Regions from separate parts of the Mus musculus genome. Here regions 2 and 3 are each linked to region 1. The links are chromatin loops, found by intact Hi-C in ENCODE. Cell type or tissue: left cerebral cortex. All regions are shown on one strand. Links, peaks and the distances in the headings refer to the core of each region. The heading gives the core; the rest is flanking DNA. Region 1 overlaps Etv5 (ets variant 5). Region 2 has its middle 61 kb from the start of Tra2b. Region 3 has its middle 82 kb from the start of Tra2b.

Region 1 (10,498 bases), core at 3,007-8,006:
GTTGCATATTTAGGTGGGGCGGGTTTTCTTGACCTTGAGCTGTAAGAGCTACCTGCTGGGGAAGTTTGTGGGAAGAAGAGTGATTTAGTGAATAAATGCTGTCCCCCCCCCCCTTCTGATTTCAGTGGTGCTTCATGCTCCACCTCCCACCAAGATCAAACGGGAGCTGCACAGCCCCTCCTCCGAGTTGTCGTCCTGTAGCCACGAGCAGGCTCTTGGTGCTAAGTATGGAGAAAAGTGCCTCTACAACTATTGGTAAGGATTGGAGTGGAGACCTAGGGTGGCGGGGGTGGGTGGATGGCATGGAGAGCCTTGCAGAAAAAGGCTCTGGGCACAGCATCAGAAGTATCTATCAGGCCCTAGGGCAGAGCGTCGCCGCCCTGTGGTGTAAGCTTCTAGGTCTAGCTCATTCCACTGAGCCCATTTTATGCTATGCATGAAAGGCAAAACTTTCATTAAAATGCCATGGCTCCACAGGGAGCCATAGACATCCCCGCTAAGGCAAGAGCCTGGAACGCTGGGCCATCAGATCTGTGGCTTTGAGGCAGGTGATATACAGTCTTCCCGTCTATCATATATGTTAATGTGAACTTTTAGGCGGCAAGGAAATAATCTTAAAATCAGAATAAACAAAAAAGGCCCCCATGCTTGTGCCCTTTACTTAAGAATATCCAGGCCTCAGGAATGAGGCTTGAATTTTAATCATTCTTTGCACTTAAAGGTAAACGCAGATCTTCCTGGAACCAGTGAAGGCTTGTTTAATTTAAGCACTGTTACCTTCCACAAAGATTTTTGACCAATTTATAGGAACCCTGGAATATTTTGGAGAGGGGACCAGAGAAGGCCCATAAATTCCCAGCCTCACCCATACACCCCTGCACACACACACACACACACACACACACACAGATCTTTTAGAAGGAGGGAAAAAGGAAACCGGAAGCAGAAGCTAAAATTATCTTGGAGAAAAATCACAAGAAGTGTTAAACAAGTCCTTTGACGCCCCGCGTTTGTCACATTACCGAGGTACAAATATTCCCCTGGGCTGTAGCGATTTCACCGTGTTAATGACGTCATTTCCTGGCAACAATGGGCTGCAAACTGGTTTTCTGCTGGGCCTGGTTACTATGCAAATGCCTCCCTGGAGTTTAATGGATCCTTCTGTCTGTCTCTTTACAGTGCCTACGATAGGAAGCCTCCCTCTGGGTTCAAGCCATTAACCCCGCCCGCCACTCCTCTGTCACCCACCCATCAGAATTCCCTATTTCCCCCACCTCAGGCAACTCTGCCCACCTCAGGTCTCACCCCTGGAGCTGGCCCAGTTCAAGGGGTGGGTCCTGCCCCGACTCCTCACTCACTTCCAGAACCTGGATCACAGCAACAAACATTTGCGGTCCCCCGGCCACCACATCAGCCCCTGCAAATGCCAAAGATGATGCCTGAAAGCCAGTATCCATCAGAACAGAGGTGGGTACCACTCTGAACTAACTTACTCTCTCATGTCCTTTTCTCATCGGGAGAGAGAAGCAGTTAGTCATGTTGGCCAGGTACCTAGAAAGTTCCTACTCCACTAACGCCACTGACACATCAGTGAAGTGAGACTGCAGATGTACTGTGGGTATGGGCTAGTTATATAGCACCCTGTTCAGGAGGTTCTCAGAATGGTTTCTAGGATTGTAACCTCCTTAGGAAGCCTGGGTGGAGGGATGGCTTGCCCAGATGCACAGTCAACCCACCAATTTCTGGGCTCCTCATGAGATACAGCCTGTAAAACTGAGCTTTAGTTTACGCTGCTCCTAATCATGGTATTATTATTATTATTCTACTTGCATTCTGGGAAGAGTCTGAGTTATGGGAGCCATTATTATTCACATTTTAGCATAGTGAACTAAGAATGTTAGTAATAACATCTGCTTTTTTGAGGTAGAAACTTCCCGGTTTCCCTGTAGGTTGGTTTATATTTCTAACAGTTGAAACATCATGGTTATCTGGAGTCCTCCTTCATCAAAAGTAAAGGTAGAGAGGGATTCGGTTTTCTATGTTCATTGTGATAGTCTGGAAATGCGGCCAGGTGTGGACTTACTCATTGCGTGTCAGCTGTTCCTCATCTGTGTTGATAGTGAGATATGGTGACTGATCATGGTGTTAGTAGGATGGGAACCACCTCTCTGTAGGTGAGAGTGGGGGCCTGGAGAAGAGAAGGGCCAGATGGTTCTACCCAGGGTCTGTCTGGAGGTTATTTTGCTTGGTTATGGTCCTGTCCCCACTTTGTCTAACCTGCATGATATAGCTGGCTCATGGTCTTTTCCACGGTCAAGCCAAGAACCACAGAACAGCAATTGTGCTATATAGGGCCCCAGAGGTGATCACCATTTTGGGGGGTATCTGAGATTTGTAACGTGGCAGGGACATTGGTTCATGAGTTTCTCTTGCCACCGAGGGCGCATCTAAAAAAAACAAAAAAACAAAAAAAAATCAAACAGCTGCCACTAGGCTTTGGCAGTATCATATATATTCATAACCTTGTTCTTTTTCAAGAGAATTGATATTTTTATGGAAAAAAAAAACTACCAAGATTTTGGGTTCAAAAGTTGGTGGGCTTTTGCCATTTTCCTTTTACTAGTTTATTTTAAAGGGCGTCACTGATTTCCTGTAGGGGTTCTTGATGGGGGGTGGGAGGATGCTGTAGCGAATTTTCAGTTCAGGTATTTGAAATGCCTGGCAAATGTAGGCATAGGGAAGTTGCTTTGTTAAATCTGTTTGATTAGCACTTCTTTCCTCCCAGCCCTTGGTTCTTATCCTGAGCAGTGTGGCAGCTTATATGAATTGGTCGGGGGTTGAGGGAGAACTAACTATCTTGCTGGCCTCCTTGTCTTGCAACACTGTAACGCTGGCAGATAGAGGAGACCGGCTATCAGTTGTAGAACAGACAAGCCTCCTGGCTGCCTACCCTGGAGAAAGGAGATTCAGGTCCCCAGGAGTTATGACTGTCTGCCCTCAGGTCCAGAGGGAAAGCACATCGGTATCTTTTCCAGATGAGTCTTTTGTGAAGTGGCCTATCCGTCTTCAACTTCCTGTTTCTTTTCCCTTGGCCTGTAGTATGATGGTTCAAGACCTTTTGAGGTGACAGAAACTCTAGAAACCTGGGGTGAAAGGTGAGGTAGCGTGTGGGCTTCTAAAATGACAGACTAGGAGCAGAAATGGGGTACTTGGGGCTCCCCTAGAGCACTGTGCACGTGCACACACACACAAACACACACACATCGCAGGACGTGGAGGTAGAAACGCAGACTCCAGTGGGGAGGGATTGCTCCGTCTGAAGTACCTGCTGTGAAAGTTGGATTCTCAGATCCCCCTGTGAAAAGGCTAGGGATGGAGCTTCCTGCCTTTCTTCATCATGCTGAGGAGGCAGTGACCAGCAGATCCCTGGTGTTTGCTCGGCAGGCAGCCTAGCCTGCTTCATGAGGTCCAGGTCCAGTCTCAAAAACCAAAGTGGACAGAGCCTGAAGGACGACACCTGAAGTTGACCTTCTGTGTCCGCTCACACGGTGTCCGAGTGCATGCGTGTGTGTGTGTGTGTGTGCGTGTGTGTGTGTGCGCGTGTGCGTGTGCGCGCGTGCAAGCGCACGTGTTCGTAGGCCCTTAGTTCCACTGGAGTCTGCGTTGGTGGAGCTTGGGTGGGACTATCATTTGTCACTTAGATACACTGTGAGGAAGGCTCTTTACCTCACCTTGTTAATGCCCTTGTTAATGTAGGTTATTTTGTAGGATAAAGGGAATACCTGCTCTCCAGCCAAAGCAGAAGTTTGTTGTCCTTGTATTTTAATTTTACAGTGAGAGAGCAAAGCCTGAAATACCTTTTGATTGTCTCTGAATTGCAAATGTCCACGAGGATCCTTGAAAAGCTGAGTGCCCTTGGTCCTTGAACTTTGCTCCCCTCTGAAATGGCAATGTCTGTGGAGCTCAGCATTATTTCCTCTAAGCCCATGGGACAAGAGGTCTTTTGTTTTGTTCAGGGTAGGCCTGACCTGTTCAGAGTCTTCATCTTTTTCCTTAGACGGGATTAATCGCCTTCACTGTGTTTGTTGATAGTGGTGGCCATTTGCTGTGGCCCTGCTTTAAACAGCTAAAATAACCATAGTCAGAGTATATTCTTGGTGTTCCATGTAATCTGCCTATATAACTCTTAACAACTCAGTTTATTTTTGGAAGATAAATACTGCATTTGAAAGCAGTGATTTATATTGGTGGTTCCTCCCACGTGGTGTGGGAGGGGATCATGTATTTGGCGTGCTACAGCGTGTTCCATTTATACTCCATGAGAGCTCTGTTTTTCCTTTGGCCAGACCAATCTTGATGGTTATACGTGTTTTGTTTTTGTTTTTGTCCCTATAGTAGAAAACCAAAACAAAACTGCTTTTGGGTAGTACGCAAGAGCATCCATATTATGATGTTCAGTCACTGGTGGAACGAAATACCCAGGCATAGGTCAACCACATGATGAACTGCCAGCATGGCCATGTTAGTCAGGACTTGAGGAAAGGACCAACTAACTCACTGAGAGCTGTCTCCTGCCGTGTGGTCTGGGCCTCTAAAGCCTGGTTTGAGCTGTTTTCTGGAACTTCGATAGCACAGAAACTATGATATTTGATAGGTTACAAGACCGACTTCCTCTTGGAGTCCATCCCGGACAAACTGTCATATATTCACCATTGCCCTCCAGGTCTTGTGTTGTTACAGGAAAGGGTTGACTGAGTCACAGTCTAACTCAGCTTGGAAGACAGACTGTGTGCATCCTCATCGTGGGTCTGGCTAATAACGTGCTTTGTGTGGGTTCATTTTGGGGTCTAAAGCCAAATTTGCTTGGATTCTTAATGAAACTTTCTTTGACAGACTGGGTAACTTTCTCCTGATAGTTGACTCTGAAAGCTAGTTTCTAGCATTTCACTGTCTGTCTATCTGCCTGTCTGTCTGTATTTCCTCTGTCAAACTAATGGAGATCTCCTCTGCCCTTCATGAAAAGTTATCAGTGTTGAAAATTATCAGACAATGCTTTTACCTATTGAAAAGAAATGATCAAATTATTTTTCCTTTAATAATGTGTATTACGCTAATTTAAACGATATTGTCCATGTATTCTTCTGACATTGTTTGTTGCTTAGTATCTTATTTTTTGTTTATTTTTAATGTATGGGGTTTTGTGCTTGTGTGACACAGAATGTATATGGAGGTCAGAGGCCAACTTGAAAAAGTCAGTGGGCTCCTTCCACCCTGGGGGGGAGGGGTTGATTCAAATTGTCAGGCTTGGTGGGTGCTCTTTGCCCCCTGCGCCCTGCCCTGGCTCTATGGCCGGTCATCGGCATTGTTGAACTTACTTTCTCTGACTTACTTAGGACCTCTGCATCAAATTTGCAATTGAGAATGAGGTGGTTTTCCTTGGGTCCGCACTGAGGTTGTGTTCATCAGATGAGTAGAGGATGTCTTTATACTGGGACTGTTTAGCACACTGAAGCCTTGGCAGACACTGCGGAAGCCCTAGCAAGTAACGTCTACTCTCCAGAACCAGCTCTGTCTTAGCTTCGCTCCTTCTCGCCTGCATGGTTCTGTTTTCTGTAAATGTCCACCCATTTAGACAGCCAGCCACCTCAGTCCCAATTACTTACACAACCCTCCTGGAGATGTCTTGCCTGAGTTATGGTTTGTGACGTTTTTGTTATTTTAAGTGTTTGCTATCAGAGCTTTCAAGCTTTTTTTTTTTTTAACAATTTTTTCTTAGTTTCTAAAACCAGGATTTTTTTGGTACGTGGACTAACTAGTATAATTTGTACTTAGGTGTCATCAGTAGAGTCTTGAAAGGTGCTGGTTGTAGGAACGGTTTAGGGAGGCAGGAGAAATGGCTTTGTGGTTGCTGTTCTCCAGAGGACCAGAGTTCTCATCCCAGGACTCAAGACAGGCAGCTCATAATTGCTCCAGGGGCATCTGGTGCCCTCTTGCAGCCTACAGTGGCACCTACACACAAGTAAAAATACTAACTATGTATGTATGTGTGTATATATATTAAACTCTAGGCTTGTGACTCATATACAGACTGAAGAAGCCCTGAAGTTGAACCCCAATTCTGCTATTTAGGGGTGAGGAGTGCTAGACACCAGGTGGGTACTTCCCGTGTGTCACAGTTCCACAGGCCGCATCACCATGCCTAGCTGTATTTTACTTAGCATTTCTTTCCTTCACACTTTAAATTTTATTTTGGGGAGTTTGGGGGTGGGGTGCCTCTGTATGTCAGACGCCAACAGAGTTAGGCATCTCCTACCGGGTGGGTTCTGGAGAACAAATTCTGCTGGTCACACTCAGATGCCTGTGTGCACTGCTGGACCATTTCACTGACTGCAGTTTAACTTTGAAATATCAAGTGTGTTCTAGCTACCCAAGCCTCAGAACCTGAGCTTCTGTCCTTGGAAGCCATGAGAAAGGCTGAAGTAGGTCCTAAAATTTGTCCTCTGAGCTCTGCTCCTGCGATCCCACCCCATTGTAATATACCCACATAATAAAGAGTGATTTTTTAAAAACACAACTTAGAAACTTCAGTTGTGGGCTGGAGAGCCATGAAATTCCAGTTGCTTCATTTTTACAGGGTTTACAGTAAAGGCCTTCCTGTCCCTTTACTGTTGGTCTGACTTAGGCTTGTTTGTGAATGCTGTCCTTGCCTCCTGCTGAGGGCTGCAGCACCTTCCAGGCAGGCATGGCTGAGTCACTCAAGAATAAAACCCAACAATCTGTCTCTTGGCTCAGGGATCTTACTTTGATTAGTGCATATGGTAATCTCCTGACCCAGGGGGTCTTTACCATTGTGCAGCTTGGGACTTTGGCTGGGAGACTGAAAGTCCTTGTGTATTGAGAACTTGACTTGCTGTAACAGACCTTTGGGGCAGGTGTCCTGGTCTTCCGCATTCTGCCAAGGAGGAAAATGGAGGCTCCGAGCCATTATGTAAAAGTCACGCGGGAAGTCAGTAGTTAAGAAGGCCAGCTTTTGGCTTGGCTTGTTCTGATCTCAGAGCCAGGCTCTGGATTTGCCTCTGCTGTTTCTCTGGTTTGCTTCAGGTTCTCTCAACAGTGAGATTTAAGTGTGTGGTGTGGTTCTCGTTGAATCTGAGGGATCGTCTCGAAGGCCTCCTCTGAACTATCACTGTTTGACCTGCCAGGCATACACACCGCATGCCCTGCCTTGAATCTCTCCCTTCCCCCCCTTTTATTTCTGTTACCATTGTGTTTACGCTGTGTGTTGGCAGCTGAGGCCAGAAAGGAAATGCAGAAAAAGAATCTTAACAGTTTTCATAACGTAAACCAAATGTTGGTGGCGTGGGTGTGCTCTTGAGAGGAAAGGCGCTAGCTATATAAATCTGACAGATAAATAAATAATTTTTCCTTTAAATAAGCTGGCTCTTGGAAGCCTTGCTCCGTCGTCTGTCTCCCCTTGCTCGCCAAATGTGAGTTCGTTACTAATGAGCTGCACTGGGGTTGCGGGTGGGGTGGAGGAAGAGAGACTGGTCAACTTAAGCTGCTGCTCTTTTGGGAATGGTCCCAGCAGCATCTTGGTGATGGTTGTTTATCTGGACAACACATTCGTTGATACTTCGAAAAGATTGCTGAGAGGGGAACGGGGGTTCAGTAGAAGGCCTATGAGTAAAGTTCACAGGATGTATTTTGAGGACAAGGGCTGAATTACTTCATTAATCTCTGCAAATAGCAAGCAAAAAAAAATAGCGGGCTCTGAGCCATTCTTTTTCCCAGGTAGGTTGGTCTTGTGACCTGCCCGGGATCTCCTTTGCCACTCTCCAGTGCAGTGCAGAGCAATGCCAGTTAAAGATTCTGTCCTGGTCTTTGAGACGCATCCAGGCTTTGGCTTCATGAATCCTGGGGCTCACTGTGCAGTAGAGAGGACACTGGGGAGTTGGGGGCAAAGGGGGTGAGATGGGGAGGTTCTTTGCTGGCTAGGGCTCCTGTAGAAGTATCCTTTCCTAAAGAGGCCATCCCAGGCCGACATTCTGGAAGATGAGACGGCAAACACGAACCAGAAGCAGGAGACCATTGGTCGATCCAGTTGCCAAGGCTCTTGTTACAGTACTGAGTGGTACGGGTCACCTTTGAAGGTGCTAACATGATGGCACAGGGGTATGGGCAGCTGATAAGAATAAAGCCTCTGCGGTATCTTTGTGCTTTTCTGGAAGGTTCTCTTTCAGGTTGTGAGCCTGTGGCTGATGCCTGTATTCAGAATGTCAAGCCCAAGCCTAAGTTGCAAATGTATACTTGTCGAGAGACCCTTGAAAGTTGGTCACTTGAAATGGCAGCGACTTTAAACTCAGGTCTCTGCTGAAGTGAGAGGTCTGCACTAGCTAAGACATTCACTGTGGTGGAATGTGTTCAGAATGTTGGGCTGGCAAGTGGAATGCTTTTGTATCTTGGACAAAAGGACACCCATGTATAAAATTGCTCGGGGATCATGTTGTGTTTTTGATTTTTATGATCATGTTTTGTTTTGATTTTTTTTTTTAAAGATTTATTTATTTATTATATGTAAGTACACTGTAGCTGTCTTCAGACACTCCAGAAGAGGGAGTCAGATCTTGTTACGGATGGTTGTGAGCCACCATGTGGTTGCTGGGATTTGAACTCTGGACCTTCGGAAGAGCAGTCGGGTGCTCTAACCCACTGAGCCATCTCACCAGCCCTTGTTTTGATTTTTATGGTGTATCTTGCAGGAGGATAGTAAAACTTACCCAGGAGCAGTTCATGCTCCATGCTGATCTCGGGCAGTTTTATCTGTGCCCAGATCTCTGGCTTAAGTCTTGATGTTCTAGAAATCTGTTAGCACCTGATGACACAGATTGATTCAAATCTAAGTCCAACTACTTGGTTAAATCTATTAAAAAGAAGCGTGTCTTTTGTTTTTTTAATCTTAGCAATTCTGATGGGTGAGGTAGAATCTTACAGTAATGTAGTTTGCCTTTGTAGCTAAGGAGAGGACGCTTTGAAGCGCTCTTGGCTGCATGTAGTTCTTCTAGTCCACATTTAATGGGATCATTTGTTTTCTTGGTGTTTCGTTTAGTTTTTGCTCTTAGTATATTGTATATACTAATCCTCTGGCAGGTACCACCTAACAGGTGGCCTTTTCAGTCAACAATAGCTTCCTGCAGGGCAGAAACTTGAATTTCCTGGAGTCCCACTTTCATTGATGGCCTGATTTCCTGGATCATTCAGAGTCCTATTCAGAAAATCCTTACCTAAGCCTGAATCCAGACCTGTACTCCCTACTTTTTCTTCTAGAGTTTGGGGTCTGACATTGAGATCTCGGATCCATTTGATTTGGGTACAGGGTGAGAGGGAAGGGAAACGTTCTATATGGAGCTGTCTGGTTTGACCAGCGCTGTTTATTTCTTAAAGATGTTGTCTTTTCTTCTCTGTGTGTGTGTGTTTTGTTTTTGTTTTTTCTTTCGAGACAGGGTTTCTCGGTATAGCCCTGGCTGTCCTGGAACTAACTTTGTAGACCAGGCTGGCCTCACACTCAGAGATCCGCCTGCCTCTGCCTCCTGAGTGCTGGGATCAAAGGAGTGAGCCACCACGCCTGACTTTTTTTTTTTTTTTTTTTTTAATATTTGTCAAATTTCAGGTATTATAGGAACAGGGACTTAATCTAGGGTCCTCCATTCTATTCCATTGATAAATGTGTCTGTTTTTATTCTGTTAACATGCTGGTTTTTAGTTCTTACAGCTATGTCTAACTTGAAAGCAAACATTTTACGTTTACTAGTGCATATGTTAGTATTTCTTCACTCATTTTCCTGTTTGTCTTAGTCATTGTTCTATATGTGAAGAGATACCATAACCAAGGAAACTCTTACGAAGCAAAGCATTTAATTGGAGCTTGCTTTTCGTTTCAGAGGTCCATTGTCCTTGTGGCAGGGAGCGTGGTGGCAAGCACGCAGTGCTGGAGAAGTAGCTGAGAGCTACATCCTGACCCATAGGCCTGGAGAGCCTGGGTTTAGCCTGGGCTTGTGAAACCTCAGAGCCCACCTCCCCAATGACATACTTCCTCCAACAAGGCTTTTGCTTTTCTTTGTTTGCTTGTTTGTCTGTTTTTGTTTTTCCAGACAGGGTTTCTCTGTCCTAGAACTCACTCTGTAGACCAGGCTGGCCTTATAGAGGCCACCTGTTTCTGGCTCCCCAGTGCTGGGATTAAAGGCATCCACCACCCAGACCCAGCTGAGGCCACACCTCTTAATCCTTTTAATCTTCCAAACAGAGCCATTGCCACTCCCTGGTGACTAAGCATTCAAATCTGGGATTCTGTGAGGGCCATTCTTATTCAAACTGCCACACTAAAATGCTGACCTTCAGTTACTCTTTAAAGGCTTAGATATACTCACCTTCAATGCTAGCACTTAAAAGGAGGATCTGCTGTCATCCTGAGCCTCACTCAAGTAAAAATAAAAGGCAGGTC
Region 2 (10,498 bases), core at 2,579-7,578, 80 kb after region 1:
CACAGAGAAACCCTGTCTCGAAAAACCAAAAAAAGAAAGAAAGAAAGAGAGAGAGAGAGAAATAAATAAATAAATAAATAAATAAATAAATAAATTATGGGCTGGAGATGGCTCAACAGTGAAGAGCACTGACTGCTTTTCTGAAGGTCCTGAGTTCAAATCCCAGTAACCACATGGGGCTCACAACCATCTGTAATGAGATCTGATGCCCTCTTCTGGGGTGTCTGAAGACAGCTACAGTGTACTTACATATAATAAATAAATAAATCTTATTTTTTAAAAAGAAATTATATATTTTTGAACTCATGTTTTCAGAGTTCTTTCCTACAGCCTTTAGGGCTATCTTGAAGGTCACAGTGCTTACCATTTGATAAGGACACAGTCACACTTCACCTCCCTGACTTGTGCTGCCTCTGCTTATCATGGGTCATTAACCTTGGTAAAGAGGACATTTCTCCGGAGGAGAAACATAAAGTAAAATATACAAACAAACCTTATAGCTAGCAACTGCCAACACTCTTGGAGGCCATGCCCTGCTGGCTCTATTCCAGAGGCAGGAACCATGTCGTATTGTCCCTTCCACATGGCCAGGCAGGACTTGGCATACAAATACTGCTCATAATGAAGGATGCTTGTGCTAGCATGATAAGTCTATGTGTACATATATGTCTACTGCTATATCAATTGTATAAATGATTTCTAAAAGAAAAAGGCTAGAAGGCAATGATATTAGTTATGAGGTAAGAAAATAAATCCACAGATAACTTCAAAGTTTTCCTGGATAAATTTTCCATTCTAAGTGTTTAAAAAGTTTATTTAATAACTGGGCACGGTGACATATATTTTGATTCCAGCACTCAGGAGGCAGAAGCAGGCAGATATCTGTGAGTTTGAGGCCATCCTGGTCTACCTAGAAAATTCCAGGCCAACCAGAACTACAAAAACCAAAACAAAGCAAAGTAGAAAATTGTATCTTTGTTAGTTACAAACAAGTATGTTAGTGGGGTGTGATGGTGCACACCTTTAATTTCAGCACTCAGAAGGCGGAGGCAGAGGCAGGAGGATCTCTCAGTTCAAGGCCAGCCTGGTCTATACAGAGAAACCTTGTTATGAAAAACAAAAGCAAAACAAATATGTTCATATACTCATGGACCATAAATGGGATGGAAAGTAAGTAAAAGAAACAATTTACCTGCTTAAAGAATTATCAAAATTCTCCACTGGAAATAAAATATTATTTATGAATGTATGTTTACTTCAATCCATTTCCTTAATTTTTCAAATCTTCACAAAGGCATGTTCATTTCTTAGGGCTTTCCTTGTCCCTGACCAAACACTATAGCTGCTTCTTTGTGCTACCATAGCACTTGGCTTTAGATCCTGACTAGTGGGTATATCACTGGTGGTGGCTGCTGGAGTGCACCTGACAGTGTGGGACTCAGGAGCTCTCGTGTAGATTCTGAGAATTTGAATGTCTAACAACTTCCCTAATGATGCAAATACTGCTGTTCTGGGGAACCTTGAGTTCTGTTTCTTTTTTGGTTGTTTTTTAGGGAAGTTAGTCTTTGAGAATTTCATATATGCATATGTAATGTGTTTTGATCAAATCCCTCACCCATTCCTTCCCTTCGGATCCCTCCCCTATTTCTCCTACTACTTTCCCTTACAACTTCAAGTGGGGTTTTTGTTTTTCTTTTGTTTTGTTATTTTTAACATACTGAGGCAATCAAGGGTGGCCTATATGTATATGGTATGGAACCAACTGGTGAAGCATGGCCTACATCCCTAAGGAAAATGGACTCTCCCAGAAGCTATCAATTGTTAAGTTTCTCAGCTAGAGTGGGACTTCATGAGCCCTTCCCTGATCCATGCTGGATTCTAGCTGATTTGTGCAGATTTTCTGTGCACAGTTACAGATGAACAGTTCATGTGTACAAGGGCCCTGTTATGTCCATTAAATACTGTTATTCTATAGGCCTCTATTCTCTTTGGTTCTTAAAATCATTACTCTTCCTCTTCCACAGTGGTCTCTGAGCCTTAGAGGGAAAGGCATTGTGATATAAATATCCCACAGTTTATTCCTCTATATTAATTGCCATCTCCTGGAAAAGAAAAAACCTCACTAATCAGAATGACAAAATGTATTAATCTATGGTATAAAGATAAGAACATATTGTCTTAGTCAAGGTCTCTATTCCTGCACAAACATCATGACCAAGAAGCAAGTTGGGGAGGAAAGGGTTTATTCGGCTTACACTTCCATGCTGCTGTTCATCACCAAAGGAAGTCAGGACTGGAACTCAAGCAGGTCAGAAAGCAGGAGCTGATGCAGAGGCCATGGAGGGATGTTCTTACTAGCTTGCCTCCCCTGGCTTGCTCAGCCTGCTCTCTTATAGAACCCAAGACTGCCAGTCTAGAGATGGTCCCACCCACAAGAGGCCTTTCCCCCTTGATCACTAATTGAGAAAATGCCTTACAGCTGGATCTCATGGAGGCATTTCCTCAACTGAAGCTCCTTTCTCTGTGATAACTCCAGCTGTGTCAAGTTGACACAAAACTAGCCAGTACACATATATAATTTATTACTGTATCTATTTAATAGAATAAAAGTGTTAGGTTCTCCCATGATGCCTATGATCTAGCTAGCCATGTGGTTTGGGACCAATTAAGGGTACTAGGCATCAGTTTTGTCTTGTGGGAAGGACTTAAATCTAATAAGAGAAAGGTTGGTTATTCCCACAACACGGTGTCACTATTGCACCAGTGAATGTATATTGGTAAGCTTGTTGCTATTGTAATTCACAGGGCTCACAGATGGATTTTTATTTGATAACCTATAGTGTTTACAGGGAGGCACTGCCCCCCCATTATAGGGGACTCCTCTATGTAGCCCCATCTAAACCCATTTTATATATGTCTATATATGTGTATGTATATGCATTTATTTAAGGAAACTACTGCAGTAGTGTGTTCCCATATCACTCTTTCAAAGGTCTTGAGTGCTGGGAACCTTAATATCATGAATGGAAGCCTTAATATCATACATGGAAGCTTCTAGCACTATGAAAGATATCTAGTAGTGATAAAGCCTCTAGTGAGCTTGATTTCTCCCTGTCCTGTGACTTATATATGTGGTGTCTCTAGCAACATAGTCTTACTATCAAATTCTGGATGGTAATAAGCAAGAGCAATATCATATAATATTTGGGAGAGAGGGGTGGCTATTGAACTAGTGATCACCAACTCAAGAAGAGGTAACATATTTGCCACTAGGATTTTTATTTGATAACCTATGGTATCTTCAGAGAGGCATTGTCCCCCATTATTGGGGGCTCCTACATTTAGCCCCACTTGCATCCATTTTATTTTTGTATACATATATGTGTATTATATGTATTTAATTAAGGAAGCTTCTGCAGTAGTGGGTCTTCATATGACTTTTTCAAAGGCCTTTGTTAGAGATTGGTTCTAATGCTTTGATTCAATCGGGAATCTGTGTGTCCATATGCTAAAGGTCCTTGTCCCCAATTGGTTTTTGATCATTCAATAAATATATCAGAGACCAATGGTTGGGTAAAGGGAGACAGGGCAGGATGCTTAAGAGTTTGAGGACTGGGACACAGAGGGGAGGAGAAGGAGAAATCACCCATGAAGCAGTAGGATACAGATGGTTGTAGAGGCTGCAGGAGAGAAAGCCAACCAGCCTTGTGAGATTTCGATAACTGGCCACTGGTCACTTCTCCAATCAGGGCTAAGGTAGCAAGCAGAAGATTAGAAGTGCCCAACCATTGAGCTACACTGCATATTAAAAGTAAGCTAATGTGTGTGTGTGTCTTTCATTCGAGGATCCAAAGATTCCCTGGGCAGGTGACTAGAAGTGCAACCTTCTGGAAGCATAGAACAGAGTACCTAAAAACTCACACAAGTCTTGAGTGCTGGGTCTTTCTCCCTCCTCCTCCTCCTCCTCCTCCTCCTCCTCCTCCTCCTCCTCCTCCTCCTCCTCCTCCTCCTCCTCCTCCTCTTCCTCTTCCTCTTCTTCCTCCTCCTCCTCCTCCTCTTTCTTTCCTTCCTTCTCCTCCTCCTCCCTGCAACCCCATGGCCATCCACACTTCTGTTCTTCCTCTTTCCTTTTTCATTCTACCTTCATTCTTTCCCCATCCCCTTGAAATTCCCCTATGGCCCCTTAGTACTTCCTTGTCATCTATGGATACTCCAATTTAACACACACATCCAGAGTGTTGCAAAACTAGCACCTGGGCTAGAGAGAAGGTTCAGCAGTTATAAGTACAGACTCCTCTTCTAAAAGATCAGGGTTTAGGCTGGAGAGATGGCTCAGTGGTTAAGAGCACTGACTGCTCTTCCAAAGGTCCTGAGTTCAATTCCCAGCACCTACATGGTGGCTCACAACTATCTGTAATGGGATCTGATGACCTCTTCTGGTGTGTCTGGAAACAGCTACAGTGTACTCATATAAATAAAATAAATCTTAAAACAAATAACATGTTTTCTAAAAAGAAAAAAAAAAAAAAAGACCAGGGTTCAAGTCCCAGCACTCACATGGCAGCTAGCAATATCTGTAACTCCAGTTCTAGGGGATCTGACACCTTCTTCTGGACTTTGAGGGCACTGTATGTATGTGATACACAGATAAAATACCCATACACATAAAACGAAAATAAATAAAAACCTTGAAAAACAAAAACTGGTGTCCATATACAAAAGAGAACATACGGTGTGGTCATTTTGGGTCTAGGTTACTTCACTTAAAATGATCACTCCAACTCCATCCATTTGTCTACAAATTTCAAAATTTTATTTTCTTTACAGCTAAGTAAGATTTAATTGTGTATATGGGCTTTATTTTTATTATCCATTCATCCACTCATGGACATCTAGGCTGATTTTGTTCCCTAGCTATTGTGAATATAGAATTAATGAACACGAATGAAGAAATATCTCTGTAAGTAGGATATAGAATCCTTTGGGAACATGCCCAGAACTGACATATATGATAGTGAATCATATGGTAGACTATTTATAGCTTTCTGAGGAAACTCTACACTGATTTCCATAGTGGCTGCACCAGCTTGCACTCCCCCTAACAGTGATTAAGTGTTCCCCTTTCCCCATATGCGTGCCAGCATTTCTTGGCAGTTGTTATCATTTTTAAACTTAACCATTCTGACTGGGTTAAGGTGAAGTCTCAAAGTAGATTTAATTTGCATTTTCCTGATGACTAAAGATGCTGAACATTTAAAAAATGTTTCTCAGCCATTTGTATTTCTTTCCTTTTTTTTTTTTCTTTTTGAGAACTCTCTGTTAAGTTCCATGACCCAATTTTAAATTGGATAATTTGTTTTCTTGGTGTTTAGTTTTTCAAGTTCTTTGTATATTCTAAATATCAAACCTCTGACAGATATATCTGATAAAGATTTTCCCCACTCTCTATGCTACTTTAACATTCAAATGATGGTGTCCTTTGCTGTAAAGAAGTGTTTTCATTTAATGAAGTTTCTTTTTGCTGTCACTATTAATGCCTGCCTTACTGGACTCCTGCTCTGAAAGTCCTTTCCCACCCCTGCAAGCTGAACTGATTCCATACATTCTTCTCTGTCAGACTTGGGGTTTCAGGTCTCATGCTGAGGTCTTTGATTCATGTGGAATTGAGTTTGTGCAGGGTGAGAGGTAGGGATCTAGTTTCATTGTTCGACATGTAGCTATACAGTTTGGTCAGCCTCTTGTTGAGGTCTTTATCTAGTTTTTTTGTTTTGTTTTGTTTTGTTTCTTTATCAGAAATCAAGTGACTGTAGAAGCATAGTATACTATAACTCAGATTTATGTACGTCTGGGTTCTCGATTCTATTCCATTGGTCAACGTGTCTGTTGGTTGCAGTATCCTGCTGGCATTGTTACTAAATTGAAATAAGGCATAGTGATACCACCAGTCATTCTTTTATTGGTCATGATTGCTTTGTCTATTTTCTTAGTTAGGGTTTCCATGACTGGGAAGAGACACTATGACCAAGGCACCTCTTACAAAGGACAACATTTAATTGGCTCTGGCTTAGAGGTTCAGAGGTTCAGTTCATTATTATCATGACAGGAAGCATGGCAGCACGCAGGCAGGCACGGTGCTGGAGGAGCTGAGAGTTCTACATCTTCATCCAAAGGAAGCCAGGAGCAAACTGTTTCCAGACAGCAAGGAGGAAGGTATCAAAGCCCACCCCCACAATGGCTTGCTTCCTCCAACAGGGCCACACCTACTCCAACACCTCCTAATAGTGCCACCACTGGGCCAAGCATATTCAGACCAACACATCTATCCTTCTTCTTTTGCATTTTTCATCTAAAACTTAAGTTCAGTGTTTTGTTTGTTTTTCAACTTCTGTGAAGAATTGTGTTAGAATTTTGAGGGAGGTTGCACTGAATGTATAAATTGCTTTTGGTGTGATAGCCAGTTTCAAAGTATTCATCAGATGGATCCAAGGGTATAGAAGTTCTCTCCATATTCTGATATCTTCTTTGATTTCTGTCTTTGGTTTCTTAAAGGTTTCACTTCCTTAGCTAAATTTACCTCCTCCGCCCTTTTTTTGAGGCAATCTCACCATTGTTTCCCTGATTTCTTTCTGATTGGTTTATATTTTGTTGTTGTTGATGATGATGTTGTTGTTGTTGTTGCTGCTGCTGCTGCTGCTGTTGAGATAAAGACAGTGCATCGATTTTTGTGAGCTGATTTTATATCCTGATACTTTGTGAAACGTACTTATCAGCTGTAGAAGATTTCTAGTGAGGTCTTTAGATCCTTTATGTATAGAACGGCATCATCCGCAAAGATGGGCACTTAGACTACTTCAGGTTCTCCTTTTGTATTTGCTCTTCTCCTCCCCCGCCCCTTTTTTCCCTCTCTTCATTGTTTTAACTAAGTAAGACTTCATGTGCTACATTGAACAGGAATGGAGAGAGTAGACATCCCTATCTTGTCCCTGATTTTAGTAGAAATGCTTTGACTTTTTCTGCATTTAGCATGATGTTGCTGTGAGCGTGCTTTATAATGCTTTTATTATATTAAAGTATGTGCCCTGTATCCATAAAATCTCTAAGACTTTTATCATAAAGGGATATTAGATTTTGTCACAGGCTGTAGTCTCTCCTCCCCCAGCCTGAAACCTGCTTGCTCAGAGGTGGAGCTTCCCCTCAATCTTTCTGCCACGCCTACTGCTGGAACCTGCCGCTTTGCTGTTCTGAAGCCATCACGTGATCACCCTGCTACTGGATTCCAAGATTATTTGGCGGGAATTGGGCCCCTCCCCCTTCCTTTATAACTGAGTGCCAAAATAGTAAAAATTAAACCTTGAGCAGAGAGCTTTGTCTTGGTTCCTTCCTTATCTCGCACAGCCCAGCCCCTCTTCTCTTCCAGGTTTCTAAAATGCCTTTCCAGGCTAGAACCCAGGTTGTGATCTACTGGCCAGACACAACAACAGGCCTTTCCTATAGCTAATTAAATGATTATGTGGTTTCTGTCTTTAAATCATGTGATAGGTTATATTTATTGATTTGTGTTGAACCATTTCTGAAATGGTTCTTCATAGTAGCGGCTGATCTTTTTTATGTTATGTTATGTTATGTTATGTTATGTTATTTATTTATTTATCTAAGTACACTGTAGCTGTCTTCAGACATACCAGAAGAGGGCGTCAGGTCTCATTACAGATGGTTGTGAGCCACCATGTGGTTCCTGGGATTTGAACTCTGGACCTTCAGAAGAGCAGTCAGTGCTCTTAACCGCTGAGCCATCTCTCCAGCCCCTTGATGTTTTCTTGAATTCAGTTTTCAAATCTTTTATTTAAAGTTTTTGCCTCTTTGTTCATCTGAGAGATTTGCCTTTACCAATCTTCTTCTTCTTCTTCTTGTTGAGTTTTATCTGGTTTTGGTATCATAATAACACTGAATTTATAAAAATAATTTAGAAGTACTCTTCTCTTTTTATTTTAGATACTAACTTAAGGAATATTGATGTTAGTTCCTTGAAAGTCTGATGAGATTTTGTGCTAAGTCCATCAGACCCTGAGCTTTTTTCTTTTTCCACTTCTCTTATTCCATTGGTTGTTAAGCGTGTATTTGAACTTTGATAGATCATATGTATCTAGAAATCCATTGATTTCTTTTAGATTCTTTAGCTTAGTAGGAAGAGGATTTTGTTTTGTTTTGTTGAGGTTATACTTACATTATTTCTTTCTTCTGTTTCCTCCCTCCAAGGCCTTCCATATACACCTCTCTTACTGTAAAGGTTTGAATATGCTTGTTCCAGGGAGTGGCACTATTAAGAGATATGGCCTTGTTGGAGTAAGTATGGCCTTGTTGGAGGAATTGTATCACTGTTGGGGGTAGGCTTTGAGACCCTCTTCCTAGCTTTCTAGAAGCCAGTTGTCTCCTGTTTGTCTTCAGAATAAAATATAGAACTCTTAGCTCCTTTAGTGCCATGCCTGCCTGGGTGTTGTCATCCTTCCCAGTGTGATGATAATGGATTGAACCTCTGAAGCTGTAAGCTAGCCCCAATTAAATGTTGTCCTTATAAGAGTTGCCTTAGTCATGGTATCTCTTCACAGCAATGAAAATTCTAAGACGCTTACTTTCTTTCAAATTCATGACCTTTTTCTTATTGCTTTTACATGCATATGTGTATATGTATATTGAGGTCTTGTCAGCCTTCTCCCATCCACTTTGGCATATCTGTTGTCTGACATCCCGCCCCCACCCCCCAGCATAGCTGTAGCCATTTTGTTCCATGCCTGCTAGTCATTAACACAGAAAAATAACTTGTCTCAGAGCAAGGTTATGTTGATCACATATCAATTTCTGTATGAAGTTTGTTAATCTTAAGAAATTCCATCAAGTTAAAGGTCAATATGAACTCTTATGGCTTGAGTCAGAACTGACCACCAGACAGAATTTCCTGCACTTGTGTATGAGCTCAATATGGGTTTTGTGGCTAACACTGAAGATTACTACAAATAAGCCAAAAATTATGATTATAATACTCATGCTCTGCTATCTCAATATTCAGAAATTACCGTGTTCACCATCCACCCACCATTCCGGTTACCTTACTCAGGACCAATCAGCTTAAAGGTTATTTGATAATGCTTTATTTAATTAGCCAAAATGTAATATTGCTCCCCTGTTTGCCTTTTAAACTTTTGAACCTGGGTTTTCCAATGATAAGCCTGCTCTGAGAAATGTCTGATGTCACAGTTTCAACCCCCGATCTGATCTATGTACTTTGCCTGACCAGTGCTAGGATGTGACTTCAACAAACCATCCCTGCCTGACTACAATTGATGTTTGTATAGTTTGTAGAGCAACTCCTAGGCCACAACAATGTCTGTTGGTGCCTTCCTTGTTCAGCTCTTGTTTAGGCAGTCATGTTTATGAATGTAGCTTCTGACATCAGTAGGAGACATTCTCACAGCAAACACCTTGATCTTTTGGCTCTTAGAATCTTTCCACTCCCTCTTCCACAATGTTCCCTGAGCCTTAGGTTGGGGAATGTGTTGTAGACATATCCACTGGGACTGGACTCCACAACTCTGCATTTTGACTGGTTGCACTTTTTCTATAATGGTCTCCATCTGTTGCAAAGAGAAGTTACCCTGATGAGAGGTGAAGACTACACTTATGTGTGGATATGAGGATAACAATTTAGAATGTTGTTAGGGATTGTGCTGTCTTAATAAAGTGGTAGCTGTAGGCTCTCCTCTAAGATCAATGACTTCTCTAGGTTCCCAGTACCAGGCATGGTTTCCCTCTTCTTGAATGGCTCTTAAGACCAATTAGAGAGTTGTTGGTTATTACCAAGGTATGTGTGCCACTACTGCACACCTAGGGTATTGTGCCAGGCTGGTCGCTGTTATGGCTCATAAGTACTACATCTGGGTATGGCTGTAGTTTTCTTCCTTCTTCTGGAAGCTTGCATGGCACCTTCTGTTACCACAAAAACTAGTCCTTAGGGAGGTGGTGGTCAAATCAGGTCCAGTTCAGGGGTCTCTGGGCTCTGTTTCTGAAGTTCATGATATCTTCAGCAATAATGACTTCTACCTTTGGGAGACAACCAAAGGCAGTAGCAATAATCTGTATTTTTGGGAGTCCCTTGAAAAACTCTGACCAACAACTCAAAAGGGCTTCTAATGCCTGGTACTGGGGGCTTTATTGGGTCTGTAGTCTTTGGTTCTTGGAGGGGCCTTGCCATCCCAAATGAGAGAAATTCATTTAAATTATATATGTATATTGATATATAGAATTATATGTATTATAATCTTTTTCAGATATCTTTATTATTATTTTACCTGCCTCCCTCTTTCTGTATTTACCTCTGTCCTTCTTCCCTAAAGTTTCCCATTTTCCACTTCTTCCCTAAACGCCTTTTCCCCACTTCCCTAATCATATTACTTGTACCCAATTATAGTTTATAAATTTTCAATTTCATAATTCTCTGAATTTC
Region 3 (10,498 bases), core at 2,982-7,981, 60 kb after region 1:
TTCATTGATTGATTGATGAATTTCTTTCTTATGTGTGTGTGTGTGTGTGTGTATTATGTATGTGTGTTCAAGAGTATGAGAGTGTGTGTGTATGTATGTATGTGTGTTCATGAGTGTGAGTGTATATATGTATGTGTGTGTGTGCCGGGCAGTGGTGGCGCACGCCTTTAATCCCAGCACTTGGGAGGCAGAGGCAGGTGGATTTCTGAGTTCGAGGTCAGCCTGGTCTACAGAGTGAGTTCTAGGACAGCCAGGGATACACAGAGAAACCCTGTCTCGAAAAAACAAAACAAAACAAAAAAACAACAAAAAAAGAAGAATGTGTATGTGTTCAAGAATTTGAGTGTGTGTGTGTGTGTGTGTGTATGTGTATGTATGTGTGTTCAAGAGTGTGTGTATGTATGTGTGTGAGTGTGTATATGTATGTTCAAGTCTTCATTCATGAGTGTGTGTGTGTGTGTGTGTCAGTGCACACACCACAGAGAAGGTGTAGAGGTCAGAGGAGAACTTCCTACAGTTAGTTGTCTTCTGCTATGTGGGGCAGGAGATGCAAACTTGGGTCACCATACTTGGCAGCAGGGACCTTTGTGCACTGGGTCATCTTGATGCCCTGACTTTCTTTTTCCTCCAATTTTGCCTTTGTCTCAATTCACTATTGAAGACCTAGACTTCATATTTCAACTTACATAAGCAGCCAGGGGAAACTGGGGACTCACCAAGGGAAAAGCTAAAGGCCTAATGCTTTTACAGTTGGGCAGACTCTATTAAGGAAACTTATTCCAAGTCATGATTACTAGATTGAATATAAAATAGTTATTTATTTTAACAGAGAAAGTGAATGACAAAAACTTACAAAGTTTTTAAGCTGGCCAGACTCCAGTAGCCTAATACACCTCTCCAATAACTGTTTTAAATCTTCAATTATTCTGAGAAAAAATAATGTCTTTCTAAACAGTTATATCTGTAGCATAAAAATCCTTATGATGGGTGTGTGCCATCTTGCAGTGGCAGTGAGCTAGGAGGTGGGAGTGGCAACCTTTCCAGAACACGGGAACTCCACCGGCAGTGTCCCCACTCACCAACACCAATACAGCGAAGGCAGTGGCATTCAGGAGCAGTGCACTGTAGCCCACAGGAAAACCACCCAAGGACCATACTTACAGAACTGGCTCAGGAGGGATGATGGGTGAGAAGGAACAGGGGCAGGAGAGGAGGAGAGCCAGGTATAGTTCCACATGCTGGCTGGCGATTCCATGCGGTACTTGGGAGGCTGAGGAAGGAAGATCTCTGTGGGAAGCCGAAAACGCCATTACAAGATGGCGCTGGCTACCACTGGCCACCACCCATGAATTTGGGTAAACAACCAATGTGCGCATGTGCATAAGAGTTTTTTGCCGAGTCACTGCCTGGCCCGACACATATTAATGAGGTACTGGTAGCATAACCAATCAGGTATGGACACGTCACTCCTAGACCTATATAAGCAGCACCATTTCTTGACTCAGGGTCTTTTCGCCTCTGTAATTGAGCTCTCCCAATAAACGTGTGCAGAAGGATCCTATTGTGGCGTCCATTCTTGCTGGCGAGTCGGGCGCTCACAGATCTCAAGGTCAAGGCCAACCTGGACTAACAGGGTCAAACTTTGTCACAAAGATGGGGAGACAAGAGAAAGGTGGGGGAGCAAGAAGAGCCTATGGACACATGATTGTAGGCTTCTGGAAAAGAAGACAAGGAGACTACAGACTGTGTCTCTAACAACAAGTACAGACTTCGGTTAGTGTATCTGTGCTGACTCATCAGTTTTGACATGTGTTTGTCACTGACATGCCCTCTGTAATAGGAGCAAACTAAGGACAGGATATGTGGAAAGTCCCTTAACCGCCTTCATAATTTGTCTATAAATTTAAAAATTTCCAAAAATAAAGTCTGCTGGGAGAATAGGGATGGCTAAAAGGTTCACTGAATCCGTAATTTTATATATGTAGGCATTCCCTTTTTTTTGCTGGTGCTTTTGAAGTCTGGGCTGGCTGACACTCACGATGTAACCCAGGTTAGCTCAGAACTCACAGCAATCCTACTTCAGCCTCCCAAATTCAGAGATTACTATTGAAATTATTTTTTTAAGGTCTATTTTTTTTTTTTTTTTTTTTTTTTTTTTGGTTTTTCGAGACAGGGTTTCTCTTTATAGCCCTGGCTGTCCTGGAACTCACTTTGTAGACCAGGCTGGCCTGGAACTCAGAAATCTGCCTGCCTCTGCTGCCTCCCGAGTGCTGGGATTAAAGGCATGTGCCACCATGCCCAGCGACAGGTAGCTTTCTTTTTTTTTTTTTTTTTTTAAAGATTTATTTATTTATTATATGTAAGTACACTGTAGCTGTCTTCAGATACTCCAGAAGAGGGCGTCAGATCTTGTTACAGATGGTTGTGAGCCACCATGTGGTTGCTGGGATTTGAACTCCGGACCTTCGGAAGAGAAGTCGGGTGCTCTTACCCACTGAGCCATCTCACCAGCCCAAGGTCTATTTTCATCTAGGCGTGTTTCTGCTTGCCTGTATATCTGAGTACCACATGCACACCTGGTGCTTACGGGCCAGAAGACGGGGCTGGGTTGCTAAGCTTGTGAGCAGTCATTTGCGAATCAAACCCAGGTCCCCTGGAAGAGCAGCCAGTGCTCTTAACCAGTAAGCCATCTCTCCAGCCCTCCGAAATCATTCCTGAATTGCAAACTTTAACTTGTGGGCCAGGCACGGGGGCAAATACCTTTCATCCCAGCAGTCAGGAGGCAGAGGCAGGGAGAGCTCTGTGATTTCAAGGCCTGCCTGGTTCCCAAATAGAGTTCCAAGGCAGTCCAGTGCTACACTGGAAAGAGCGCACCCCTTTCTCAAAAATCGAAGAGCAGGCAAGCAAACAAATCCCAACCTCGCTTGGTGATTAGTATTTGTTGAATTTTTCCCTGACTTTTTAGGGCTGCTGTAGCTTATGAGAAGAAACATCCCTTCCTCGCTGATGGAGCTCGCTCAGCCTTGTGTCAGCATCAGTGGCTCCTGCCCCTAGAACAACAAAAAAGTGTTATCTGGGCACATAGTTTTGGAGATTCTGATCCATTCTCAGGCAGCCCCATTGCATGTAGGCCCCTGGAGGGGTGCCTGCCACAGTGACAGGAAGCCTGTGGCATGGCAATCTGCTAACCTCTTCTGGTGAGGAGAAAGAGAAAGAGGAAATGACAGACCCCCCCCCCCCCCCTGTAAGCACATTCCTCCCTGGCTAAAGAAAGATCGCCCCAACACCAGACCCTGACTTCTTACAGGCAGCAGAGCTTCCCAGAAACACCACCGGGGGACCTTGCGATTAATAAATGCATCTATATTTGATCCAGAGTATAGCACACATCTTACTTGGAATTAATTTAAAATCATATTAACAGAGTTGAGTGGTGAGGTTGCACACCTTTGATCCCAGCACTCAGGAGGCAGAGGTAGGCATATCTCTGAGTTTGAGGCCAGCCTGGTCTACAGAGCCAGTTCTAGGACAGCCAAGGCTACACAGAGAAAACCTGTCTTGAAAAAGAAGTAAATAAAAATTACAAAACAAAACAAACAAACAAAAACCCTCATAATAATATATATTAACAGATAAACAGGAGCTGATCCAGTAGAACTAGAGATGGGGCCTAGAGCTCTAAAATTGATCATATCTTTCTCCTACCTTCCATGACTTGCAAAGGCCTCTCTAGAGCTCTGATGAGCAAATCTGCTCACTCATCCAAGAAATATCTGTACTGCTGGGGGAAGCGTTAATACTCCTGCCTTCTGTCTGAAGTGATCTGGAAGCCTGTGGCTGAGAGCTGTAGTTCTCAATCCTGGTTAGGACTTTTGAATCCCCAGGAAAGCTCTTCTTAAAAAAGCGTTGATATTTTCTGGGTCAATTAAATCAGACTTGCTAGCTGGATTTGGTAGTGCAGTGCCTGCAATCCCCGCACCAAGACTGAGGCAAGTTCAAGGCCAGCCTGGCATACACAGTGTTAGCCTGTCTCAAAGCAACCAGAACTTCCAAGGATTTCAGCTCTCCCCCGAGAGATTCTAAAGTAAAATGTAGACAAGACTGGGAAACCCAGCTCTAAACCGGGTGCCCCATGGTCTCTGACATCATGGAACTGGAGAAGAAAAGGTCCCAGGAAGCCTGGGAAAGCAGCGGTGGCAGTCCCTAAACTGCCGAGGAGCGAGGAGGGGCGGGCTGGGAGGAGTGGGGGCGACAGGAGAGTGCTGAGAGCAGCGGTGCGCAGCAACCCACACACTGGCTCGTTTTAGAACAAATCGGCTCTTCTCAGACATATGTACTGGAGAAGCCGCCTCCTGGAAATTTCCAGAAACAGCGAGGGACAACTAGCAGAAAAGTATTCAGCTTATATTGTTTCTCTTAATGCTGAGGATCTCAAGATTGTGGGGTGCTTAAGGGTCACCAATCATTGCTCTTACCCCTCCTCCTTCTCTCCCTTCCCTTTTCTCTCTTCCCCTTTCCCCCCTGCCCCCCCTACACCCCCACAAGGCCAGGAACTGTGAGCGAGTTCTAGTGGAACATTTGCACACACCATGCAGATATTTGACCTACTGTTTGCACACCTCAAATAAAATTCAGCATAAGGAAACATGGCTGAGAGGTAGATAAAGGAAAAGCAGAAAATGCAAAAGCCAAGCCCGGAGCAACTCCCCTTTCCCTCAGACCTCCCAGGGAAGGCATTGCTCTCCTCACCAATGAGGAGCCTGTGTTCTAAGAGTTGAATGTCTTTTCAGGGCCAGTTAGCTCTCACGGGACAGGGCAAGAACTTACTCCATCTTCACAATGATTTTGTTCCTGTTTTCAAATGAGAAACTGAGGCAGAAAGAAGGCTGTAGGAGATCATCAATCAGACATTCTGCCATCTACGTGGAGAAAGAGTCAGGACTCTCTCCTCAGAATCACAGCTGTCTGTGTGGCTGGGAGGCGCCATCTGCCCCACCCACAGCAGGGAGGGCTCTAGAGAGCTCTCTGTATTATCTTTGCAGCTTTTCTATAAATGTAAAGTTATTCCAGAATGAAAAGGTTATTTTAAAATGGTACATAATGGTCTCCCGCACCACACACACACACACACACACACACACACACACACTCACACACACACACACACACACACACCCCATAACATTACAAAAGGCTGGAATAGGAGGCTCACTGTGGTGGTTTGAATAGGCTTGGCCCAGGGAGGTATGACCTTGTTGGAGTAGGTGTGGCCTTGTTGGAGAAAAATTGTATGGAGTATCTCTATCAGGGTGATCTTTGAGAACTTCCTCCTAGCTTCCTGGAAGTCAGTCTCTCCTCAGTGCCTTTGGATCAAGATGTAGAACCCTCAGCTCCTCCAGCACCATGCCTGCCTGGACACTGCCATGCTTTCTGCCATGGTGATAATGGATTGAACTTCTGGACCTGTGTGCCAGCCCCGACTATATGTTCTTGGTCATGGTGTCTCTTTACAGCAATGGAAACCTTAACTAAGACACTCACCTTGACTTCCAGATCAGCCTTGGCAGCAGTGAATTCCAGGCTAGCCTGAACCACATAGCCAGATCCTGTCTCAAAAACATACAAACAAGTAAACAAGATACACAACATTATACTTCTCAAGACTTTTCTTGTACAAGTAAGCAATTTTAATAAATTAATAAAAAGTAATATTAATTTATTGGGGGCTGGAGGGATGGCTCAGCAATTAAGAACATGTACTGCTCTTGCAAAGACGCAGCCCAGTGTCCACATCTGGGAGATTACAATCCTGTAATTCCAGCTCCAAGGAATCTAATGCCCTCTCCTGGCCTCCTCAGGCATCTGCACACACCAGACCACACTTACACATAACACACACACACACACATACCCAAGAATAAAGAGTAAAAATACAATATTGTTTGGTTTCGGGTCCTGGGACAAAGGACAGAGATGCATACTTTACATATCAAAGCAGACCGGACCTCCAGGTTTTCCCAGCATCTTAGTTAGGGTTTTACTGCTGTGAAAAGACACCAGAACCAAAGCAACTCTTATAAGGGCAACATTTAATTGGGGCTGGCTTTCAGGTTCAGAGGTTCAGTCCAGTATCATCAAGGTGGGTGCATGGTAGTGTCTCTGAAGTCATGGCTCTGGAGGAGCTGAGAGTTCTACATCTTCATCTGAAGGCTACTAGGAGAATATTGGCTCCCAAGCAGCTAGGACAAGGGTATTAAAGCCCACACCCACAGTGACACACCTACTCCAACAAGGCCACACCCAAATAGGGCCACTCCCTGGGCCAAGCATATATAAACCATCACACCCAGAATCCCTCAGTCCCTATCTGTCATACCCTGTCCCTAGCCTGAGCTTTCCAACCTGAACTTTTCCACCTGACTCTGCCTCCCAAGTGCTGGGATTAAATCAGTGTGCCACTATCACTGGCCTGGGATCATTTCTTAATTAAATCTTTTGAAATGGGAAGACCTTCCTTTAATCTGGATCTTTTGGGGTGGGAAGATCCAACTTTAATCTGGGTCACACTTTCTGGTGGCAGCCTATATAAAGGACATGGAAGAAGGAAGCTTGTTTCTGCCTGCTTGCTGTTGTGTTCAATGACAAGTCATTCCCTCGTTGTCATTAGAGTGTACTTTGAGATTCCACTATATACTGAAGACCAGGAAAGACATCCAGCCCTGTGTGTAGTAGAACCCAAACAGCCACTGCTCAAATCGACCCAGGTAGTGGCAGCATTCCTCATTACTCGCTCTAATGTTCTGAGTTCCTGAATAAAAGACATGCATGCAGCCTTATATTTTAATATGCCTTAAACAGCTCAATGGCCGGGCCACTTCCTAACCTCTACATGGTTGATGTACTTTTTGTTAATCTCAATTTATCACTCACTAAAACCTATATTTTATACTGGCTGCCCCGGGCCCAGACCTGTAGCCCTTCTGGGCCAGGATCCTTGACTCTTACATGACTTCTATGTTCTTTCTTCTGCACCTCTCAGGCCTGGTGTCTTCTTCCTCCCCAGCTAACTCCTTCCTTCTCCCCCATCCCTTGTCCAGGGATCCTAAAAGTCCTGCCTTTGTCTCCCTGCCCAGCCATTGGCTGCCAGTAACTTTATTTACCAATCAAAACCAACTGGGGGGCAGGGACTTTCAGTATTTTATGTGTGGATTCTCATGCAATTCAGGGGACTCAATTAACATAATACAAGCATTAGATCAAATCCACAACATTTCACCCTTTTGTCCATTAAGGAGGCCTTTTCTCTCAGATATACATTGAACATAGTTATAGCAGTTATGTAAACTATAAGGTATGATATACACCAATGATGTCCAGTCCATCAATTTTGCCAATTTAGGTATATTATTCTAACATTGATCCTAACTTTAAAAGTTTACAATTCTAGACCTGAATTATGTTTTGATTTTAACCCGTATTACAATCTGAAATCTATCCTTTCAGATCTAGATCATCTTCCTTAATGCAAAACAACTTAAGTTTGATTGTGAGACTATAACTAGTCTTCAACCCCATCAGAGATCCAAGAATGAATTAAATATAACCTGAATATATAGGAAACATAAAAACATAGTTTTTAAAACTTAAACAATTTTTAGAGAAAACTGACTGCCTGGACAGTCCCCATATTCCTGAAATGTTGGATCATCTGTTCAGCCTTCTGGCCCAGAATCATCTAGCAGACCTTAAGTAAAGCAGGAACTGTGAAGGACTATCTTATTGTGTCTTGGCAGAGCTAAGATGTCGACTATCCTGCATTGTGTCTTTTCCTGGACAGTATTTTTTTTTTTAATTGCAGGTGAATTAGGGCAGTTCTTGCCCAGAGGCTATCTTGCCACAATTGGAGCAACTCTATATGAGGTTATGACGCTCAATATCTTCTTTGAACTGTCAAGGGGATACTGTCAGGAACAGATATGTCTCCTAGTCAAAAGATCTATTAATAGTGATTTTGTGGACTGAACAACTACTATATTCTTAAACAACAATGGACTCTCCACAGGTAGACTTTTATTGTTGGACTATCAGGACCACAGCCTTAAAGCCACTTTAATAAATCCCCTTTATGTATCTAGATAGGTATTTATTTATATTTATCTGTCCTTCAGTTTATTCCTCTGGAAAACCCTGACTAATGCAGATTTTGGTAATTGGCGTGGGGTTGGAATAAAATAAGTATAGGATGAGTTTACTTTTTCTTTATTTTTAGGTATTTGGAGTAGGTTTGACAATCTGCTGACACCTACAATTATTAAAGCCTCTCCTTCAAGCTTGGAGAGTAGTGAAAGCCCATGGCATGAGATATTTCACAAATTTATCAAGACAATGCATTTGATTATCATGATTCACCAGTTATGAGAGGAAAGGAGTTTTATGATTCTGTATATCAAATTTTTGACAGTTTGTAGAAAAATAAGGAAAATGATGCTGCTGGTTGGTTGCTCCTAGCATCTCTGGATAAACTGACAAAGGAAAAGAAGGAGCTCCATAATAGAATTAAACAACTTCTTGTATCTCACAATATGGTGAAGGACAGTAATGACTTCAGTGATAACATTGGCCAGCTCCAGATGCACACAAACATTCTAAAGCCTTCTGAGTGTGCCCTGGAAGAGAGTCTCCTCTCCAGCAGTCACAGAGCTCAAGTTGCAGAAAATCAAACACAAGTCCTCATTATAAGGTTGGTTGAATTGTAGCTAAAATTCAAGTCCCAGCCTCAGGATGTCAGTGGCTAAAGTAAGGCTATTAATTGGGCGTCCTGTAACTTAGGATGGAGGTGTGTGGGAGGACTCTAATAAGGCTGAGAGCTTTGAACCCTCTCAAATGCCAGGCAAGACAATAGCGATGTCCCTCAGGGTCCAACAATAGTTGCCTCTAGACCTATAAGGCTAAGTAGGCTCTTAGAGCACAGGTAGAAAGTGTGGTCCATGAGGAGGCACACCACACCACTATCAAGCTTAATGAGTTTGCTGATTCATTTGAGCAGAAGTCTGGGGAATGTGTGTGGGAATGGATCTTCAGGGTATGAGATAACAGTGGGAGAAACATAAAGCTGGACCAGGCTAAGTTGATTAACATAGACCCACTCAGTGGAGGTTCTAGGTTTAACATGGAAGCTTGCACAGTTAGAGACAGACAGATGATAGATAGATAGGTAGGTAGGTAGATAGATAGATAGATAGATAGATAGATAGATAGATAGATAGATAGATAGATATGAAAAGTTTGTTTGAATGGCTAGCTAAAGCATTTATCTAAAGATGGCCTATTGAAACGGAGATGCCTGGTATCCTTTGTCTTAGTGTTGATGAAGAGATTTTGAGGCTCAGGGAAATTGCAATGTTAGAGTGGGTATGTTTTGTAAAACCTAATCCTCCACAATGGGAAGACCCTGACGTCATGCCCTTCACCAATCCTGTAAGACACAAAATGGTAAGAGGGTCACCAGCACACTTGAAGAGTTTTGTTCTTGCCCCTTTCCTTGTGCTAGACCTTTTAGGGTTGGTGATGTTACTGCTCAGTTGCATGAATTAAATGGAATGAGTTTAGTTGGACCCCAAAGTAGCAGGTGGTCAGGTGACAGCATTGAATCGACAGAGACAAGGTGATTGTAGTTATAATAATGGGAAGCATAGACAAAGCAATGTCCGTAATGCTCTGACCTGTAATGGTCAGCACAGGGAAAATGATGTTTATGGTGGTATGACTTTAGTACCAGCTGATATGGTGTTTCTAGGCATGAAATAGATAAGAAGCCTACTGCATTCTTGTTTGATATGTGTAAGAAAAGTTCTCAGATGAATGAAATAAAAGCTATATTGGATTCCTAGGGGGCTTGAGCCAGTTTTCCGATTCAGAGCTCCTTGAATTAAGGGAATTCCAGGTCCTCTTGAAGAAGGACTTTGATAAGTACCTAAGAGTTTTGCTGATAGCCTTCCTCCAGTCCTTCCCCCAGAGGGTCCTGCAGCCTTTTACAAGGGTGACTGTACAATGGGGGAAAGGAAACAGTTAGATATTCTGGGTCTAATGGATACTGGTTCAGAATTGACACTGATTCCGGGAGACCCCCAAGAAGCATTGTAGCCCTCCAGCTAATATGGGGTTGCAGATTATTCAGGTCATGTGATTAATGGAGTTTTGGCTGAAATCCAACTCACAGTAGGTAGGTCCAGTAGGTCCGCAAACTCATCCTGTGGTCATTTCCCAGTCCCAAGATGAATAATTGGAGTAGATATACTCAGAAGAGTCAGAAGCAGGCCAGTGGTGGCATACACCTTTAACACCAGCATCAACGAGGCAGAGACAAGGGGATCCCTTAGTTCAAACCCAGCCAGGTCTATACAGTGAGTGCTAGGACAGCCAAGGCTACACAAAGAAAATCTGTCTCAAAAACAAAACCAAAAAACCAAAAACCCAAACAAACAAAGGCAGAATTCCC

Evidence for each region. Peaks named below come from ENCODE experiments on the same cell type or tissue, not always from the same donor. Only the 100,000 strongest peaks of a DNase experiment are listed, where the experiment ranks them.
Region 2: a loop joins it to region 1, with 2.8 times the contacts of the local background. A loop is called at or near these places in 3 of 42 quality-filtered maps.
Region 3: it touches region 1 in a loop (5-fold over the local background); 3 of 42 quality-filtered maps call a loop at or near these places.

Annotation. Positions count from the first base shown.
Region 1 is chr16:22,402,602-22,413,099 of GRCm38, reverse strand. Etv5 (ets variant 5) reads left to right here. Exons shown (of 13, transcript NM_023794.2): 6 at 126-255; 7 at 1,180-1,467. Among named protein-coding and RNA genes, the nearest start is that of Etv5, 32 kb to the left of the region's middle. In left cerebral cortex, for the core only: a CTCF peak has its summit at 5,978; DNase peaks (open chromatin) are centred at 5,611, 6,159, 7,021, 7,306 and 1 more place; H3K27ac peaks cover 2,643 bases.
Region 2 is chr16:22,322,155-22,332,652 of GRCm38, reverse strand. No RefSeq gene overlaps it. Among named protein-coding and RNA genes, the nearest start is that of Tra2b, 61 kb to the right of the region's middle. In left cerebral cortex, for the core only: no CTCF peak of the experiment used is centred there; a DNase peak (open chromatin) is centred at 5,089; H3K27ac peaks cover 895 bases.
Region 3 is chr16:22,342,686-22,353,183 of GRCm38, reverse strand. No RefSeq gene overlaps it. Among named protein-coding and RNA genes, the nearest start is that of Tra2b, 82 kb to the right of the region's middle. In left cerebral cortex, for the core only: a CTCF peak has its summit at 5,848 (motif pointing left); DNase peaks (open chromatin) are centred at 3,225, 4,292 and 4,981; H3K27ac peaks cover 2,610 bases.